Linked DNA regions of Homo sapiens: region 1 is linked to region 2. The links are chromatin loops, found by intact Hi-C in ENCODE. Cell type or tissue: adrenal gland. All regions are shown on one strand.

Region 1 (4,000 bases), 60 kb after region 2:
CCTGGGGCCTTGACTTTAACAAGCACTTATGTGGCAGAACAAGTCAATGAGCTTAAACACACACACACACACAACAACAACAACAAACAAACAAGCCCTTCTATGGTGAGAGGTGGGCAAAATGAATTGTTGCTGAATAATAGTCCAAATTTTACCATGTCCAGTAAAATTACATTCCTTTAGATTTTAATTCTAACAGTGGCAATTTAGCTTCAAGACATCAAATTATAGCCTCCAAAATGTAAACTATATTCAAGTAGGAAGCTTCTGGCTACAAGTAATAGAATCTTTCATTCATATTGATTTAACAATAAAGAAATATTTAGGAAATGCAGAGGTACCACTGATGTTAAAGCTGGTTATTGAGCACCCAGGAGAGTGCTCCACATCCCTGATTCTTTTCAATTACTTGTCTGTTATTTACTGTGCTCTCTTCATCCCCAGATTTGTAGCCATATGAGTACCTTTATTTCAGAATTCACAAGACTTGACAATAAAGAGGAAGAGGAAAGAACCACAACTTTTTACATTGGTCTCTATTAGCAGCTATAAAACTTTCTCCGTGAAAATCCAGTACATTTTCATTGATACCTTTTAGGCTGAGAATGGGTTACGTATCCATTTCTAAGTCATTCACTTGGGAATGAGCTTATCTTTAAATCAATTGGTTCCATCTATGGAGCTGGCAGAGCTGGCAGTAAAGTTAATTTCCTCAGATGCACCCAATTTTGCTGGGGGTGGTTGGGTGGGGAGCAGATGAGTGGGACACTAACTAGATCCATAGCAGAATTTTGTAAGAAAGAAAGGAAAATAGGTATGGAGCATCAGCCAACAGTATGCCCCAGACTTCTAAAATGTTCAGTGTTCATTTTTCTTCTAGTCTTATCTAAAGCCAGGATTGTATTTTTAAAACATGATTTAAATAGCCAACTAATTATTAACCTTCCTTAGAACTCCCGTCAAATCCCAAAGAAGAGTAGTATTCACGTACATTCTAAAAGCCTTTTTTAGAACATTCTTCATCAATCTTTCTTACTGAAAATATTAACAACATGGTTGACCCAAGAAATCTCACTCCATGCCAAACTCACTAAAATGCTCTCCTAGATCACCCTTCCCCATCATCTTTTTCCTCCTTACATGTCCTCTCATCATATATATATATATATAATATGTATATAAAACCTATAGATAATTATCGGACTGACATCAATTTTTCCGTCTCTAATAATCCAGATTTTACTCAATAAACAAAACTTAAAACCTGATCCAGGATCTTTTTATGTAATCCTGGCTGGAGTGTAGCAGCATGATCGTAGCTCATTGCAGCCTCAAAGTCCTGGAATCAATGGATCCTCCCTTCTTGGCCTACCAAGTAGCTGGTACTACAGGCAGTCACCACCATGCCGGGCTAATATTTCTTTATTATTTTTTAAAAAAACAGAGTCTCACTATGCTGCCCAAGCTGCTTTCAAATGCGTGGCCTCAACCTATCCTCCCACCTTGGCCTTGCAAAGTGCTGGGATTACAGATGTGAGCCACTGTGCGTGGCCAGTAGGTGTTAAATTTCTATGTAATTCTGGAAGAGTGGCTGTGGCCAAGAAATAACAACTGTTAAAGGATTTTAAAGTATGGTTTTTGTCTAAAGTTTTTATTATATTTTCATGATTACCGAAAGAATGGGTTTTCTGAAAAAATAGAAAAATAAGTTTTTTATACCCATAATCTAACTGCCCAAAGAAAATCATAATAGAAAAATGTGTATATATACATCATAGACATACATACATGCATTTGTGTATATATATAAAACTATATATATCTGCAGTTTTTACAATTATAAATAAAGAAATAGCTACAAGTGTAATTTATACACACATTTTCAAAATATGCATTATAAATTAACATAATAGTATATACAATATATTGTCAACTGCTTTTGTCATTAAGCAATTATAAATATTTTTCAATGCTATTAAATTTTTCTAAAACTTTATTTAGGCTGGTAATTTATTATTACAATGACAATTTAGACATCCATTATACTTTATAAAACCTACAGCTTGGCCGGGCGCGGAGGCTCACGCCTGTAATCCCAGCACTTTGGGAGGCCGAGGCGGGTGGATCATGAGGTCGGGAGATCCAGACCATCCTGGCTAACACGGTGAAACCCTGTCTCTACTAAAAATGCAAAACATTAGCCGGGCGTGGTGGCGGGCGCCTGTAGTCCCAGCTACTCGGGAGGCTGAGGTAGGAGAATAGCGTGAACGCGGGAGGCAGAGCTTGTAGTGAGCCGAGATCGCGCCACTGCACTCCAGCCTGGGTGACAGAGCGAGACTCCGTCTCAAAAAAAAAAAAAAAAAAAAAAAAAAACCAAACAAAAAAAACCTAAAGCTTAACCTATAACCTACAGCCTACCCTATAAAACCTATAACCAAATCCTGCTATTGGATGCACGCACAAACGTACTAGAGTGAAATAATTACTTGAATATGAATAAAGCATTATTTGTTTAAGAGAATTTCTTAAATGTTAATTGCTGGAAGGACATTTTAAAAATTCACACAATGTGTCACAAATGACCCTCAAAGACTATCAAGTCTTTTACCATTTTGGGGTAGCAGTGTGCAACTGTCACTACCCTTTGACAAGGATATATGTGGTCATCTTTTAAAAAACCATATATTCTGGCCAAAGAGAAATAAATTATATTGATGAAGTTTTCATTTTTTCTACTATTTTTTCTAAAGTGTTTTTATTCCATAAATTGCCTGTTTGTGTTATTTGTGTACATAAATTTTTGATTGCCTGTTACAGGTTATATATATATATATAAAACTGACATACTGTCATCCATTTATAATATTTCTACTTCAATTTTGTCATTGGTGTTTCTAAAATGTTTAAGTTGTCATACTTACTAATCTCTTTCTTTATAGTTAGTTCCTTTGAAATATCTCTCATTAAAAGAGATCTCTCAAAGCCAACACAGACGGTGACTACTGGTATCATCTTCTAATTCTTTTATTATTTATTCTTAAAATATTATTTAACTCATCTAGAAGTTAGTAGTGTATGTGTACATGTGTATTTAAATAGCTATAAGGACTTGATTTTGATTCAAATGTTTGACTCATTTTCCTAGCACCATCTTTCTCATTGATTAAAGGGTCTGAATATCTGGCTTTCTTTTGATAGGTCTGCCTATTCTTTTGTAAGTAAGTATCAATTCATTTCTTTGAAACTTTACATTTTATAGTAACACCTGATAATGCAGTAACTCCTAATTTTCTTATTGTTCAAAATGTACTTACATTTCAACTGTTTTTTGGCCAAGATTTAAATTATATTTGATGTGAATTAAATGTATCAAATATTTGGGGGAAGTTAGTCACAATATACATTCATAAAACTATTCTTTTAAATGTCTTACTGACTCACTTCTGAATTAAGCAAAAACCAATTTTTTTGAAAAAAGAAAGAACAAAAAAGAAAACAATACCCATGAAGGGGAAAATAACCTTTACTTCTCATACTATGCATTTTCCCTAGATCATTTTATCCAACTTCATGCTTATGATTGCAATTTATATGCTAAGCTTCTGAAATGAATATTTCAAATTCAGACTCCTCATGTTAGCTTATTAAATAAACACTTACTATGTTCGATCTCCAAATATCGTACAAAGTGCTTTATATACTTGATGTGGGTTATCTCATTGAGGTTAGAGACCAACTCCTTAAGGGTTTTACAGCCAGTATTCATATTTTACAGATGAGGAAACTACAGACAAAAGTGATTAAAGAATCTGCCCTAGGTCACACACTGCAAAGGGAGTTAAGAATTAAACTCGGCCGGATGCGGTGGCTCAGCCTGTAATCCCAGCACTTTGGGAGGCTGAGGTGGGTGGATCACATAAGGTCAGGAGTTCCAGTCTAGCCTGACCAATATGGTGAAACCCTGTCTCTACTAAAAATATGAAAATTAGCCGGGTGTGGT
Region 2 (4,000 bases):
TAATGCTAAGGACCTCAGTTACTGCCCTCTGAAAACAATCTTTTAATTTTACCTAACATGCTTCCCGTGGCATAATCCTAGTCAATGACTTAGAATGCCCAGGATGCTAAGACAGACTCCTTATCAGGGGACGTGGAACTTCTCTGACAACCAGTTTTGGCTCCAAGACTCTATCTTCACTGAACTTCTTTAGCTGGGATTCGTACGCCTAATCTTCCCTACCTCACTTCTTTATTAAGGATTGGATTGCTCTGCGCTCTGATGGAGTGAGGGCTGTATTTCTGGTGTAGTGCACTAATACTAGAGACTCACTGCCATCATCCTGACACATTTGTAGTGTGAAGGTTCTATCCTGGGAGAGGCAAGTTGAGAAGGCTAGAGGCTACAGAACCCGTCTCAGCAGTCACTCCTATGACAAGGGTGTCACTCGGAGAGAAGCATGCTATTATCTCTGCCCCCGCTGCAGACTCTTGATTCAGATTTCTTCGTGTGTGCAAATGGAAAGAGATATAATAAAACAAAGATCTCTGAAGCCCTTCTCAAAGAAATTCACTTCATTATACAGTGTGGAGTAAGTTCAAGATTAAGGCAACTGTCAATAACAATAGAGAATTTGGTGGAAAGAAATGAGAGGAGACTGGTAGTTTTATTGTGATATACCAAACCACGGGCAGCTAGTTTACCTAAGTGAATCAGGAAAGAGACAGCTCAAGAGCGCCCTCCTGGTGTCAAAGCAAACCGGAAACTCAAATCTCAAATGCTATCTATACAAAGGAGCCCACATTTAATTAGAGCAGGCTGTGGAGTAAATTGTGCCTGAGGGCACACTTGAAAAAAAAATTAAATGGGCCAGCAATTAATGGAGCTTAATTGTATGTGTTGTCAAGGAAAGAGGTAGAGTCCTATTCGTCAGAGTCTTCACACTGAGGAGAAATAGACTTAACTAAAATAATCTAGCCTTTCACGAAACATATAAACATGCACATAACAATAACAAGCTTAGGGTGGAGGAAGTACCTGGAATTACTACACTATATTATCTAAAATTTCTAGTTTTCAACAAAAATTTGTAAGAAATGCAAAGAAACAGAAAAATATGACCTATACATAAGGAAAAAAAATAAAAGGTAAAGGAAGCTGCTTATGAGAGTGACTAAATACTAAATATGCTCAAAATACTAAAATAAAATATTCTAAAAGACAAAACTATGATGACAATGTCACATCAGGAAAGCATTAAACAATAGGAGTTATTGAAAAGAATCAAATTGAATTTCTGAAGTTTAAATGTATAACAAGTGAAATAAAAAATACACTAGAGGAGCTGAATTGAAAGAGGACATATTAGTAAATTGAACATTTATAGAGATCATGCAATCAAAAGAATAGAAAATAAAAACGATGAAGAAAAATGAACAGTGCCTAAGAGAAATGTGGGACAAGTTTAAGTGCATAAAGAAATGCATAACTGGAGTACAGAAAGATGGGAAAGAGATAAAGAAGCAAAAAGATTTTTGAAAAAACAATGGCTGAAAACTTCTCATATATAATAAAAAACATTAATCTACACATCCAAGAGTCTTATCACACTCCACGCTGGATAACATAAATAGATGTACACAAAGACATACCATAGTGAAAATGTGTAAAACCAAAGACAAATCTTGAGAGCCTTAAGATAAAAGTGACTCATTACTTAAAACACCAATAAGATTAACAGTGACAATTCACAAGAAACAGTGTAAAAGTTATAGAAGAACAAATAAAAATGAGACATAAATAATACCCATGTAATATGGCAGGTGCTGACTCCACTATGTTAATAATAATAATAAATATGAATAGATTAAGTAGTCCATTAAAAACGTATGCATTTTTAGACTGGATATAAAAACAAAACCCAGTTATATATTTTTCTACAGGAGACATATTTTAGATTCAAATATATAAATAGATTAAAATTAAAAGGATAGAAAAAAGTTGTCACAGAGAAAATATAAGACTGAAGTGGTTATACTCATATCAGACAAAATAGACTTTAGAACAAAGAATGTTACTGGAAGTAAAGAGGGACATTTTATAATAATAAAAGTGTCAGCCCATCAGGAAAATATGACAAGCTTAAACATATGCATCCAACAAGTAAGGACCAAATCCATGAAGCAAAACTTGGAGAAGTAAGAGGAAAACTGTATAATTCAATAATGATAGTTAGAAGACTGAAGACCTCATATATTTGTGGAATGATTAGACAGAAGAACAAGGAGGGAAAAAAGATTTGGACAGTACTATAGACCAATTTAGACCCAACAGGTATCTATAGAACAGTCTACCTAACAACAGCAGACTAGACATCTTCTCAAGATTACATGAAACATTCTCCTAGATAGACTATATACTATACTACAGTCTCAGAAAGTTTAAAATACGTAAACATCACATAGTCTGTTCTCTAACTAACATGTAATGAAATCAGAAAGCAATAACAGAAATAATTTTGGAACACTTAAAAATATGTAGAAATGTTAAAAAATCCTAAATGAAAAATAGATCAAAGGAAATAATATGCAAGTAGTTAGAAAAAAATGAGATAAAAGGGAATAAATGCACAATATAGTAAAACTTATAACAATAGAGCAATGCTTAGAGGAAAATTTAGGTCTATAAATAACTATATTAAAAATATACATTTCAAATTAATATCTTTTCACCTTAAGACAGTGAGAAAAGAGATCAAATGAATTCCAACATAATACAGAAAGAAAAAACTTAAAATATGGCAAAAATTAGTAAAATAGAAAAATATTAGAGATATAAATGAAACCAAAAATAGATTCTTTGTAAAGATCAACAAAATCGACAAAGCTTTAGCTAGACTGAGCAAAAAAATACAAAAAGAAGGATTCAAATTACTAAAATTAGAAATGAAAGATAGGACATCACTACCAGCCCTACAGAAAAGGTTTAAAAAAGATTATAAAGTAATGCTATGACAATTATGTGCCAATACATTAGTCAACTTAGCCAAAATGAACAAACTCCTGTAAAGACAAAAACTACTAAAACTGACTAAAGAAGAAATGGAAAATCCAGTAAGGAGATTGAATTAGTAGAAAACAAACAAAAACTCCTCAGGCATTCATGATCTCACTGGTGGATTCTACCAACATTTAACAAAAATTAATAGCAATTCTTCATATGGTCTTCCACAAAATAGAAGATAGTGCTTCTCAACTCATTCTATTAGGCTAGTTTTACTCTAATATCCCCTAAGATTAGGAATAAGAAAAGAATATTTTCACCACATCTATTCTATACTTAGGTTCTAGCCAGAACAATTAGGCAAGCAAATGAAATACAAGCTATCAGGACTGGAAATTAAAAAGTAAAAATATCTGTATTTACAGACTACATGAATTTATGTATGGAAAATCTTAATCCACTAAAAAATCAAAGCTATTAAGTTCAGGCTGGGTATGGTGGCTCATGCCTGTAATCCCAACACTTTTGGAGGCCAAGGTGGGTAGATCATATGATCAGGAGTTTGAGACCACCCTGGCCAACATGGTGAAACCCCGTCTCAACTAAAAATACAAAAAAATAGCCGGGTGTGGTGGCACATGCCTGTAATCCCAGCTACTTGGGAGGCTGAGACAGGATAATTGCTTGAACCCAGGAGGCAGAGGTTGCAGTAAGCCGAGATTGTGCCACTGCACTCCAGCCTGGGCGACAGAGCAAGACTCCATCTCAAAAAAAAAATTAAAAATAAAAAATAAAATAAACAAGTTCAGAATTAGTGAAGGATATGTTTAATTTATAGTAATCAATTATTTTCCTATGCGTTTTCAATGAAGAATCTAAAAATGAAATAAGAAAAACTTTTTCCACTTACAATTGCACCAAAAATAATAAACACTTAGGAATAAAATTCACAAGACAGGTACAAAACTTATACTCTGAAAACAACAATATATTGTTGAAAGCAATTAAAAAGGATATA

The links. Hi-C counts contacts between places; a loop is a spot of excess contacts. Peaks named below come from ENCODE experiments on the same cell type or tissue, not always from the same donor. Only the 100,000 strongest peaks of a DNase experiment are listed, where the experiment ranks them.
Region 1: a loop joins it to region 2, with 5 times the contacts of the local background. A loop is called at or near these places in 3 of 110 quality-filtered maps.

Annotation. Positions count from the first base shown.
Region 1 is chr18:30,313,036-30,317,035 of GRCh38, reverse strand. No RefSeq gene overlaps it. Among named protein-coding and RNA genes, the nearest start is that of MIR302F, 16 kb to the right of the region's middle. In adrenal gland, no CTCF peak of the experiment used is centred here; no DNase peak of the experiment used is centred here.
Region 2 is chr18:30,373,443-30,377,442 of GRCh38, reverse strand. The region is part of intron 1 of LOC105372047 (a long non-coding RNA gene); the gene reads left to right. Among named protein-coding and RNA genes, the nearest start is that of MIR302F, 77 kb to the right of the region's middle. In adrenal gland, no CTCF peak of the experiment used is centred here; no DNase peak of the experiment used is centred here.